2 separate regions of the Homo sapiens genome follow, and region 1 is linked to region 2. The links are chromatin contacts, found by Hi-C in ENCODE. All regions are on one chromosome and are shown on one strand. The core of a region is the stretch at or near the end of the contact, and the rest is flanking DNA. Distances in the headings are between cores, read along the strand shown.

Region 1 (6,300 bases), core at 197-2,696, 2.2 Mb after region 2:
GTGCATGCCTGTAATCCCAGCTACTCTGGAGGGTGAGGCAGGAGAATCACCTGAACCTGGGAGGCAGAGGTCCCAGTGAGCCGAGATCGCACCACTACACTCCAGCCTGGGCGACAGAGCGAGACACCGTCTCAAAAACAAACAAACAAACAAACAAACAAGAAACAGAAGAGCCCCAGAACAATAAATGTTTTTCCTCACATAATAAAATACACGAATACATTAAAACTGCTTTTTCTTGTTTGCTTTTTCTAGTTTTTGTTTTACCTGTCCTCTGAGGCAGTTGGGCGAGTAACCGTCTGGAGGGGGTTGTGCAATTCATTAGAGTAAAAGGTGTTGGACAGTATGTCAGCTCCTTCAAGCTCCCTGCAACAGTAGGGCCTGCCGTGAATGACTTCCATGCTTCTTGGCTAAAAAGGCACAACCTGGAAAAGAAAAGGAGGGCACATTTGGCTTGTCGAGTCAAGGCAGGCAGAAAACACATTTTACACTGCTAAATTGTTCAACCTGACGCTGCACAGACGTCACAGGCTTCCCTCTGCACTGAAAGCCGTCAAATCAGTAATAAATAGAGACCTAAATAAGTTCTATGGAAATAAATTTCAACTGAAACAAATCCACAAAGTGGACGGTGCCTCCAAGTAGTCACCAGAATGATCATCCAGTAGGTTCGTACCAGTCCGCTACTTTGTGGCCATCAACTGACATTCAATTCCTGCCTTAAATTTAACTATAACTATTCAAGAAAACTCACTTGACTTTTAGCCTGTGGTCTTTCCGAAAATTAGAGACTCTTCATTCAACAAAATAAGCGCTGTCCTAAAGCCTTCGGGGATTCTGGACAAGAATCCCTTTGCAGATGGTGGAGTCAGTAGTGCAGCACGAACGGGACCCTAAAGGGGATTCCCGGTTTCCAACTGCGTCGGGGAGAATCCCACCTCTCTCTCGGACTTGGGGGAAGGCCAGGAGCCGGCGTAGCTGGGACCAAGGGTGCCAGGGGTCGAGGCCGAGCCTCACGGGCTGTCACTGCCCTGCAAGCGGTGCCTCGGGGGTCTGGACATACCTGGGACATGAGCCTGGGGGCGCTGCGGGACCGCGCCTCCCCTCCCCTCCCCGCAGCTGGCGGCCTTCGCGGGCCGAGGAATTTTGAGGTCGTCCGCACCTACGGCCCGGTGGAGCTGGCAGGCAGGGGCGGGGGCGGGAGAAGGACGGCGGGCAGGCCGGGGTGGGGTGGGGCTGGGGGCGCTTGTGACGGTGGCCGTGACCGCGGCATTAGGTGATGCGTCCTTGAGGGGCTGGGGGCTTCCGGGCGGCGAGCGGGGCGCAGTAGGAGGCTCTTAGAGACCTCGGAGGAAACCAGCCCAGCGCTACGGGACTGGCAAGAATGCGAAGAGGAACCGAGAGTGAACGGAGTGCGAGGCGCCGGGTCGGAGGCGAGAGGGGCTCTTCCGCCTTGCGACCCCTGGCCCCGCCTCCCGGTCCCTTGCCCCGCCCCTCTCGGCTCACCGCCCTGCCTCCAGTCGGACCCCGCCTTGCCCCACCCGCGCCCCGCCCCCAGGCGCCCTCTAGCGGCGGCGGCGATGGCGATACCAGTTTCTTTTTCCAGGGCTACCAGGTCTGGAGCTGTCTCAGGGCCGGCCAGGGAGCTCTCTCATGTGGACTGGGCGGAGGAGGAAGAGCTCCGGTCCAGTGGAGTCCCTGGTGAGGTCGGAGCATCCGACCTGTCCTCCCTCCCCAGGTCACCTCGCAAAAATTGGGGACAGTGTGGCCAGATAGAGGGTGGAGTCTGCAGGATTCTGAAACTGCAGCCCCTGGCATGGCGCCCTAACAGAGTCTCTGCTCCTTCCCTGGTGGGTGCGGACATGGCAAAGTCCTTTACTTGCCTCGTCCCCAGGGCCTAGCCCCACCTTGATTACCTCAGTTTTCCCCAAAAGATACAAATGTGAGCCATGAATCTGCACCTACAGGGTCATGAGTTCCTGTGATGGCTGACAATAAGGGATGTCACCCCCCCCTCGCCACCTGCCACCCCATCAAGGAATGGGATGTGAGGAGGTTAGGTTGTGTGTATATGTGTGATATGGTTAGGCTTTGTGTCCCCACTCAAATCTCATCTTGAATTGTAATACCCATAATCCCCGCTTGTCAAAGGAGAGACCAGGTGGAAGTAATTGGATCATGGGGGCAGTTTCCCCCATGCTGTTCTCGTAATAGCGAGTGAATTCTCACGAGATCTGATGGTTTTATAAGAGGCTCTTCTCCCTTCTCCCAGCACTTTTCCTTCCTGCCCCCTTGTGGAGAAGGTAACTGCTTCTCCGTGGCCTTCTGCCATGATTGTAAGTTTCCTGAGGCCTCCGCAGCCATGTGAGATTGTGAGTCAACTAAACCTCCTTCGTTTATAAATTACCCAGTCTTGGGCAGTTCTTTACAGCATTGTGAGAAAAGACTAATACAGTGTGGGAGGCTAGAAATGAGCCTGCAGGAACCAGAAGGTGAGGGTGAGAATGACCACCTCTGAGAAGAAGGGCGTTGAAACTGTGTGCCAAAGAGTTAAAGAAAACAGTCATAGAAATTCTTGAGTTTACAGGATGGCAGATAAAAGAAACAAATTGCTGAAATGCTGAAATGCCTGGGCTTGTAGGTTAATAAAACTGGCTGAAATCCACTGGAACATATAAGGCCAACTAGAGTCTGCACAGATCCAGCTTGCTGACCTTACAGCTGAATTTCTACTGCCATGTTTCATACTAACTCCTCACTGAATTTGCACGTGGAACCCTTAGGTAGCATGAAGAAATAAGAGCACATGCGCAAGGACTTTCCAGACTTCCTCTTTCCTTCCACCAAGCACCTGCTAATCCCAGAATCCACACTCAAAACCATTTCTAATAAAATAATTGTCCTAAAGCCAGCACAGGGAGACAGATTTGAGCTGGACTTCCTATTTCTTTGTTGGTTGACATGCAATAAAAGTTTTTATTTTATCAAAAACCCAGTGTTATAGTATTGACTTCTAGTGCCTCGGGCAGCGAGCCTCCTTTGCTTGGTAACAGTATGATGGTGCCTTTGCTATTCTCTGCCTACTTTACAACTTTCTACTAACCAACCAGTGGGCATTCATTTTGTGCTGTGCCTTCTATGTGAGTGTTACCTGGAGTGGGGGAAGAAAGGTGTATTGAAGTAGGCACAGTGGTAATTTTGTAGTCTTGGTTTATTTCTTAGTTCCTGCACCTCTGCCGACCTTCCAGTAGTTACCACCCACTAAGCCTAGAGGAATAGATCCTGCTGGAGACAGAGTTGTGTATTAGGTGAAACTGGCTTTTATCTTTGACATCTTTATTTCCCCTCCAATTTCTGGTAGTTCATTGTAAGCTTTTGCCCCTTTTCTGCTCCTCTGTGTTCAGGATCTCCCATTAAATTCCTTGTCTCCCCAGCCCATTTCATGTCCCCAGTCTTCCAGTACTTTCTATACTTCACCTTTTTCTCATCCTCAACCTTAGTCCTATTTTCCCATGGCTTGATTCTTCCTGGGAGGAATAACTGAGCATGATAGATTTAATCAGAGGCATCTGATGAAGATGCATCACTAGCCATGTATGTACATGGATGGTAGTGACACCGGAGAAAGTGTGTCAACTCCAGGTTGAATGATCAGGATATGCCATGTGATAGCCTCCAGGTTCTAGGGGATTTGAAATTTTATTTTAGGTCAGATGAGTGTAAAAGGCAGATAAATGTAATTATTTTTATCTTTATCGTTTTTCAAATAAAATGTACCGGCAAGAAAAATTCATTGTCAGATCGTTGTAAAACAATTGTTTTCTTTGAAAATGCTTCTCCATCTGAAATTTTCAGGGATATCAGGATTGGGTCTATTTGTTTGACCAACACTCGTTACTCTTAGCTTTTGTGATTTAACTCACTCCATCTCAGCCAGGATGTGATCTCAACAACACAAAGTAGCCTCCTACCCAGGGATGCTCAAGTGACGAATTTCTTAGGTATAACATGGCCAGGGGGCCAGTAGCCTCAGATTGCCTTCTTTTGACTTCTCACATGTTGATCTTGTCACCACCTCATTTTGCTAGTAATCCTTCAAGCAGGGAAGATGAAATTTGGCAATGAAAATAATATATGCTTAGAATACTGTGGGTTGATGACAATTCCAAATCACAGTTAGACCTTTCACCTTCAGGTAAAGAATAAGTAGGAGGTAGATAATAACATAAAGCATGAATTACAGTCTATAACCTTTCTTTTAAGTCTGTTATAGAGACCAGTAAAATGAATGAAGAGACCAGGAACATGATTTTTTTTTTCTTTTTGAAACAGAGTCTCTGTTGCCCAGGCTGGAGTACAATGGTGTGATTTTGGCTCACTGCAACCTCCGCCTCCCCGGTTCAAACAATTCTCCTGCCTCAGCCTCCCAAGTAGTTGGGATTACGAGTGCTCGCCACCACGCCTGGCTAATTTTTTGTATTTTTAGTAGAGACGGGGTTTTGCCATATTGGCTAGGCTGGTCTCAGACTCCTGACCTTAGGTGATCCGTCTGCTTTGGCCTCCCAAAGTGCTGGGATTACAGGCGTGAGTCATGCACCCGGCCCAGTGAATATTTTTTACATGAAAAAACAATTTGGAGTCTGGTGCCTTGCTTAGAAGATGTGTTGGAAAGTGTCTCAGTAACGTTAAAATATGCATCTTTAAAAATTGAAAAACTTAAAGCCTTGTTGATTTCAGTATATGTATCTTCTTAGTAGGATGACAATTAAAAGTATGTATATTCTGCTGACTTTAAACTACAAATGAGTTAAATTACACTTTAATACTTTTTTGGTACTAAATAATTTAACCTAAGTTCAGTACTTTAAATTCTTCTCAAAACATATTTTCTTTCTTTCATAGTTGTTTATTATAAAAACGCAATCAGCTTTTTTGTGGGTGTCATTTCAATTTTTTTCTTGAAGAGGGTTATTTTTAAAGAGCATTGTAATCTCAACAGTCTTTATGGTTGTAGTCATGTCAACTATGATCAATTGAATAAGCCTAGAAATGTAATGTGCAGCACAAGGATTATAATATTCATAATATTGTATTGCATACTAAAATTTTTCTAAGAATGTAGATTTTAGATGTTCTCCTCCTCCAATAAAAAATTTACTGTGTGAAAAACAATAATAATTTTTTTTTTGCCTTGAGTAGCTAAGGAACTAGGTGGTCATTTAGTAGTGAACACTGAAGTGACGTTGATGCACACATTTATAAAATGTGCTATTTAGTAAACAGTTACCTAGAATGCATCAGGGGTTGTCCTAGCACCTACAATCTATGGGGACATGGAGCCATGGAGAGTCATAATCAGTGAGGTAAGTGCTCGACTGGGGCCAGCACTCTTGCTGTAGGGGTCCATGGTCACCTAACCAAGACTCTTGTGCTTCTGATATCATTCCCTTGGAAATGTCTGAAAAGCAATGTAAGGTTCTTCTATTTAGAAACATGATCATCAGGACCCTTTAGCGAGGTGACCCGGCCATGTGCCCTTGGTTACATGCAGTTGTTTGTCCTTGTGGCCTCCCTGGCATCTTTCCTTTTATCTTTCTTTGCATCTTCCTACATGGATATTCTAACATTTTGTCCCATGAATTTGAGTTCCTTCTGGGTAGCCTTTTTCTCTCTAATCTTAAACCTCTGCTCAGAAGACTCAGTGGTCAGTCTCTATTCCTCTGTCATGATTCAATGCTTTGAACTATGACCTATATACAGATGGCCCCATGTGCTATCCCTACTGCCTGGTTGAGTGAAGTTATGTAGAATATGTTTTCCACATATGTATTAAGTTCCACTACTTAAGTTTCTTCTTCACTGATCCACACACACAAATATGGATGAAACGTGTATTCGATAGAGAGGGTGGGCATGGCACTTCTAGATGCAACTGACAGGAAGACATGCTGTCCCCCGGGGGCTCCAGCTGATGAGGACAGTCCGGGAGCATCCTGTGGTGTCACATTCTGTACTCAGGGCATGGTGATACCTAGTCAGGGAGGGAAGATGCGGTAAGTACCCAGCATCTTCATCGCCTCCTCCCTCACCACTCGCTCTGTAACCCCAGCCACCGGGGACTCCTTCTCCATTTCCATAAACCTGACATTTCCAGAATGTCATGTCAACTGAATCATACAACAGGGAGCCCTTTGGGATTGGCTTTTCTTGCTCATCATAACTCTCTGGGGATGCATCCAGGGTGCGGCTGGGGTCAGTAGTTCCTTCCTTTTCGCTGCTGACTTGTGTTCCATGGTACAG
Region 2 (5,949 bases), core at 2,182-4,681:
CTGGGTTCAACACCCCCCCACACCAAATTGGTATAGGGATTCCCTCTGGAAAACAAAATTCTTTAAAGTTCCTGAGATTATTGTAAATTATTATTACATTATTGTAAATGCACAGCCAAGATTGAGAACCACTACTCAATGAAAGCTATAGCTATCATTTTCTCCCTTCTTTATTTCAGTTCTCTTGAAAAGTCTCACTTAAGCATGTCTACTTTATCACACCCATTCTTTCTCAATCTTCTGAAGCCTGGTTTCTGAACCACCACTCAGTTAAAACTGTTCTTGTTAAAGTTACCTATGGACTCCTGACAAATTCAGTGGTCACTGGGGCCCTCTCCTAACTTGACACCTCCTTACAGCATTCAAAATTGTTAACCTGTTCCTCCTCCACTGGAAAATCTCCCCGCCCTTGGCATCTTTCCTGATGGTCCTCCTACCTTGCTAGCTACTATTCCTCTAACTTTCAGACAATTCTTCTTCCTACTTCTGCTATTTATGAGAGTCTGTTCTCTGGCTGCCACTTTCACCAGGCTAAAGGCTTTCCCTGAGTCATTTCATCACAACTAAATCAATATAGCTTCAATTCAACCCCCAATCATCTCTCTAATCCTGATTTTCACATCCACAGATACAAACATCTATCTATATCTTCGCCTGAAGTTCCACTGCTTCCTCAAATTCAAAATAGCCAAAACAGAATTTATCATCTTCCTTCCATTTTTGTGTTCCTCATTTCCATCAACAGAACCCCAAGTCAAACCTTCACAGTCCTGAGTCCTCCTTTCTTCTCATAGGTGATTAGGACTTGTTAGTTTTTCCCTCACTCTGCCACAGTAAAGGTCTAAAATACAAATCCAATAAATGGCTTCTCATCTATCACGTTCAATCCAATCCCTTTAGCTAAGGATACCATTCCCTGATCTGGCCCTCTACCACCCTCACTATCTTCATCTGGCACCATTTCCTACTAACCCCTGCATTCAAGCCATATCAATGTCAATGTTATTGACTTTGTCAACTGCCAATGTCAATTGACACTGACTCGTCATTGTCAATGACTTATCTAAATTGCCACAGTTTCTCAGGCCTCCTTGCCTTCTCAATTACTATATCCTCCTCTTGGGAAGTTACTTACCTCCTGCACTTGGCAAAATCATATCATCCTTCACAACTTGGCTGTGTGCTCCCAACTCCACCTACACTCAAGGCAAGTTAACTATCTCCTACTCTAAACTCTCCTACTACACTAGGCATATCTCTATTCCCACTGACTACATAGTATTATAATTGTTAATTTACTGTAATGTTACTAACATCTTGTATGTTAGATAGTAAATTCCTTGAAGACAAGAGCTATGACATTCATTTCTGTATCCCTAGTACCTACTCAGCCTGGAAGAGTGAAAAAATAAATTTATGTTTGATATAATTTCAATCATTTATAAAATATAAACGATACCCCAAAATAGGTCTTGAATACTAAGATTTCTTAAAATTTCTTAAGATCCATTATAAAATAAATATTAGGCAACAGGATGCTGAATAAAACAGTACATATATTTAAACTCACCGTCAAAGACACCAGTCTAAAAAATACAACCCAGAGCAAATTTCATAAAACAGAAATACAACAATGAAAGGAAGCAGAGCAAGGATAAACGCTGACCCAGCTAATGCCTTATCGGGTGTCTGTATCCAGGTACTGCTAATGCCGATGACTAAGAAGGTTTCTAATCCTTCTAATCCCTCATGGTAATTTCAATAAATCGAATAAGGATAAACGAGCCAAATCCAGAATTTGTTTCCTAAATATGTGATGCTTTTCCCCCTTGCCACTTGGTTTGATTGAACTGATTATTTGAATAGCTGACTTTGAAGCCACTATTGGCCAAGCAGATCTTAAATGTTTTTCCTTCCTTGTCTTTGCCTGCACTTCAAAAATATGGTGGTTTAGACTACTATTCATCCTGTAAACCTTAAAATGTATTCACCTAAAGAAAAAAAAATACTTGGAAATGTCGGGGGAGGTGGGGTGCCTGTGGATGTTAGCAGTAGAATGTTTTCATGGAAAACAAGCCTCCCAGTCTTTCTGACTTTATGGCAATAAGATTTGAAAGCTGAAAACCTCAAACTGTAAAGTGTTACATGAACCAAAGAGGTGGCCCACCTGCTCCAAAAACTACTGTGTGATCCAAGGATAAATAATTTGCAAAAGGTCAGCTTGGCCCTACTGCCTGTAGGGCAGTCTCTGAGATAAGAAGTAGCTGCCGGTGGAACAAATTCCCCCTACCTGAAGAGCGCCGCGGCTGCCAGGCTTGTGATAGTGTATTTCTCAGAGAGCAGATTCTGTGCAGTACTAAACCACTTAGGCAAAATTAAAATCTTTCAGGAATGTCTAAACTCACAAAGCACACATGTGCAAGCTGACGGGCAGACAGCAAATTTCGGGGAAGCGTACAAACTTGGGGGTGTTTTAATGCAACCATTTTCAGCCAAACCCCCGAGGATTCCCGAGTATGTTAAAATGAGCCTCAGGAGAGGAATAACTCATAGAAAGAAGGGGCAAGGGCTCAAGAAGAGATCTTCAGCGAAATAACCAAGGAAGGAAGCGTGGCTGCTGTCTGAACCTCTCCGCCCTGCAGGGGACCAAAGACCGACTCGGGCCAACGCTGCTCTCCAGGGGGCGAGGGCGGGGGGTCGACAGTGACCATTGTGGCCACCAGACCGGACGGACAGTGGCGGCCTCGCCGAAGTAGAGGGCGCGAGTGGGAGAGGAGGCAGAGGCCAGAGCATCCGCCGCGGCAGGGAGGGGACGGGGGGCTCCCGCCCCAGGCCCACCCGGCAGAGGGGCGGCCGGTGGGGCCGAGGCGGCGGCACCCGGGTCACAGCAGGAGGCTGGACTGCTCCTCGCCGGGAAGGAAAGACCCGAGTCGCGCGCACAAAGCTGCCGCCCTCCAGGCAGCGGGCAGGCTGCGCCCAACTTCGGGGCGAGCAGCGCCGGCCGCAGCCCACCCGCCCGCCAGCCGCCCCCAGCGCCCCGCGCCGCCTCGCACCCACCCATGGCGCCTCGCGCGGGAGCCGTTACCCCCAGTGGAGCCGCGGCCCCAGGGACAAAGTCCCGGTCCTGTCCTCGCCGCCGCCTCGCCCCGGCTCCTCCCTGACAAAAAAAAGTTATCCGTTGCCGGACGCCCTGGGGGCCCGGCGTGGGTCTCTCGGCTGGACTCACCAGGGCGGCTGCCGGAGCTCCACCTGCAGGACCTCGACTCGTGAGGCTCTCAGCGACAGCGACGGAGGCTGCTCTGCTTCCTCCCGAGTAGCAGCACCACCTGCTCCCCTTCTTCCTAGCAGAACGGGTCCCGGTGAGCCATCTTCCCCCTCCTCTCACTGACTGACAACCCAGCCGGGAGAGCCACCACTGCCGCCAGCCTCTCTGACAGGCACGACCAGGGACCCGTCCTCAAGCAGCCAACCACCACCGCCCCACGCCAGTTCAGCCTATCGCCGTCCTCCGGGGCGGGATCAGAACAACTTCTCCACCAATGAGAATCTTCTTCTGCTGGGCCTGGGGCGGAGCCATGAGGCGCCTTGAGTGGGCGTGGTCTGAGCAATGGGCGTGATCCGGGCGTCCGAGGGAAGTTGATTGACTGTAAGGTTTGCGGTGGCCGCTAGGCGATGACAATCAGCGAAGGTCTCTTAGATTCTGAGCCGTTAGGGCTTATGGCCTTCTCAGAAAAAAATAAACCTTACCGGATGATGTGAAGGGTATCAATTTGTTTCTCTTTTGTGAGAAAAGAGAAACAAATTGATAATTTACTAGTCAGTAGGATTTACTTCCCTGTAATTAAATTCACAAGAATTTATCAAAATCTTATCAAATCCCGGGAGGAAAAAAAAATTACGTTTTTGCAAAATGGAAATACAAACTTCCCCCTCACTACATCATTGCTTTTGGGCTTAGCCTGGAAAAAGTCAAATACGATGCCTCAGTTTTCTTTCCATGGGGGTTGTTTTTATTTTTTCCATCATTCCTCCCTACTTTTTCTCTGAACATATACTAAATGTTTTGTATAATAACTGGAACCCGAGAACACCTGAACCTGCGCCTGCAGACAGTACTGCTGTTTTTGACCTTGTAAACCTCTCCTACCACATCCTTCTCAAGACTGGTCAGGATTAATTAGAAGAAAAACTGACCTCCACCCTAGAAGACAGGAAGTTCATTCTAGCTTTACACTAGAAATGGGCAGGATTTCTCCAGAAACACTAAGTGAACTTTTCAAACATGCTGAACTCATAAATAACAAGCACATAAATAAGAAGATATATTACTTGATATCAAAAGGGTATCAAGCAAACAATTTCAGGTAATTATTAGGGCAGATTGCTAAAACAGATAGGATCCCCCTCCAAAGGGAGGATCAGATTAATGAGTAAATAATAACAAACTACAGTGATAAGGACAATAGAGATTGGTTCAATGAGCAATGGAAACAGAGGACAAGAAATGACTGTTTAGGAAAGTCAGCGAACTCCACAAGGAAGGTAATGTTTGAGTTGGATCTTAAAAGGTAAATGGGAGTTTGCCAGAGAAGAAAGTCAAAGGGTATTTCAGAAAGGGAGAACACCATGTTCAAAGGCATGGAGCTGTGAAAGGGCACAGAGCCATTGTGGAATGTTGAGAAGGTAGATGGGGTTAAATGATGAGGAACGGCCAAAAATTGGGCTGGAGCAAAAGGTTGAGGTGAGATTGTAAAAGACCTCACAAGCTACACTAAGATATTCAGACAAGCACTGTCCAGCAGAGCTTTCTGCACTGGTGAAAATGTTCTATATTTGTGTTGTCCAAAATAGTAGCCATTAGCCACATGTGGCTATCAAATACTTGAAATGTGGTGTGACTGAAGAGCTCAATGTATTTATTTATTTATTTATTTATTTTTGAGACAAGGTCTCACTCTGTCACCCAAACTGGGGTAGAGTGCTTAAGTGATCCTCCCACCTCAGCCTCCCAAAGTGCTGGGATTACAGACATGAACTACCATACACGGCTGAAACTCAATTTTTAATTTTTTTTTTTTTTGGCAGAGTCTCCCTCTGTCACCCAGGCTGGAGTACAGTGGTGGGATCTTACCTCACTGCACTTCCACTTCCCAGGTTCAAGCAATTCTCCTGCCTCAGCCTCCTGAGTAGCTGGGGTTACATGAACTCACCACCACACCCAGCTAATTTTTGTATTTTTTGTAGAGACAGGGGTTCACCATGTTGGCCAGGCTGGTCTCGAACTCCTGACCTCAGGTGCTCCACCCACCTCAGCCTCCCAAAGTGCTGGGATTACAGGTGTGAACCACCATGTCTGGCATTAATTTTTAATTTTAACTTTAACAACTCCCATATTGGATAGCTCAGGTTTAGATTTTCTTCTTAAGGCAATGAGGGACAGACAACAGCTTTTAATCATGTGGACAATGCAATCAGGTTTCTTTTAAATGGTGAGAATCCAAAGAAAAAAAAACAGGGTAGAGAGGAAATTCTTGACAGATCAGACTGACTTAATTTAGGTCCCCTTGGCCAGAGCCTGTTCAGGACAAGTGTTTACTCAAAGAAATAGGGAGAGGAAGATCCAGGCAGCATGTTATTCATCTTAGAGAACACAAGCAGTCAAAACCTGAGACGTTGAATTCTGCCGTCAAGTCCCATTGAGTAGGAGAGTGAGGGACCAAGGAAGGAAAGAAACCGAGTCAGCCAGATCATAAGATAGAGAGAAACAAGAGTGGGCAAAAGAGTGCACACCTACGCGCATGCACACACACACACACACACACACACACACCATCAGTTTTACTGGCCATTGGCCATGTGTGCCAGTAATGTGTTGACCTGATTTGAAGAGCCAAAGTTTCTGGTGGCAGGAAGCCCAGCCAAGACCAGGACAAGATTCCAGGAGAGAAT

What was found. Hi-C counts contacts between places; a loop is a spot of excess contacts on that map. Pooled maps may share reads with other maps.
Region 1: a map of CD8-positive, alpha-beta T cell shows a loop between it and region 2 (6-fold over the local background). The contact joins the promoter of SPMIP4 here to the promoter of HYCC1 in region 2. A Hi-C loop is called at or near these places in 2 of 168 maps with a recorded cell type or tissue (CD8-positive, alpha-beta T cell and naive thymus-derived CD4-positive, alpha-beta T cell) and 8 of 50 pooled maps.

The regions. Positions count from the first base shown.
Region 1 is chr7:25,178,908-25,185,207 of GRCh38, forward strand. It overlaps SPMIP4 (sperm microtubule inner protein 4), which reads right to left and starts at 1,447. Exons shown (of 10, transcript NM_138811.4): 1 at 755-1,447; 2 at 268-425. The coding sequence starts at 401. All of the region lies in intron 1 of LOC124901603 (a long non-coding RNA gene), which reads left to right. RefSeq lists silencers at 953-1,232, 1,293-1,682.
Region 2 is chr7:23,010,699-23,016,647 of GRCh38, forward strand. It overlaps HYCC1 (hyccin PI4KA lipid kinase complex subunit 1), which reads right to left and starts at 3,432. Exons shown (of 11, transcript NM_032581.4): 1 at 3,227-3,432. RefSeq lists enhancers at 2,134-2,815, 3,233-3,422, 3,583-3,762 and a silencer at 2,773-3,042.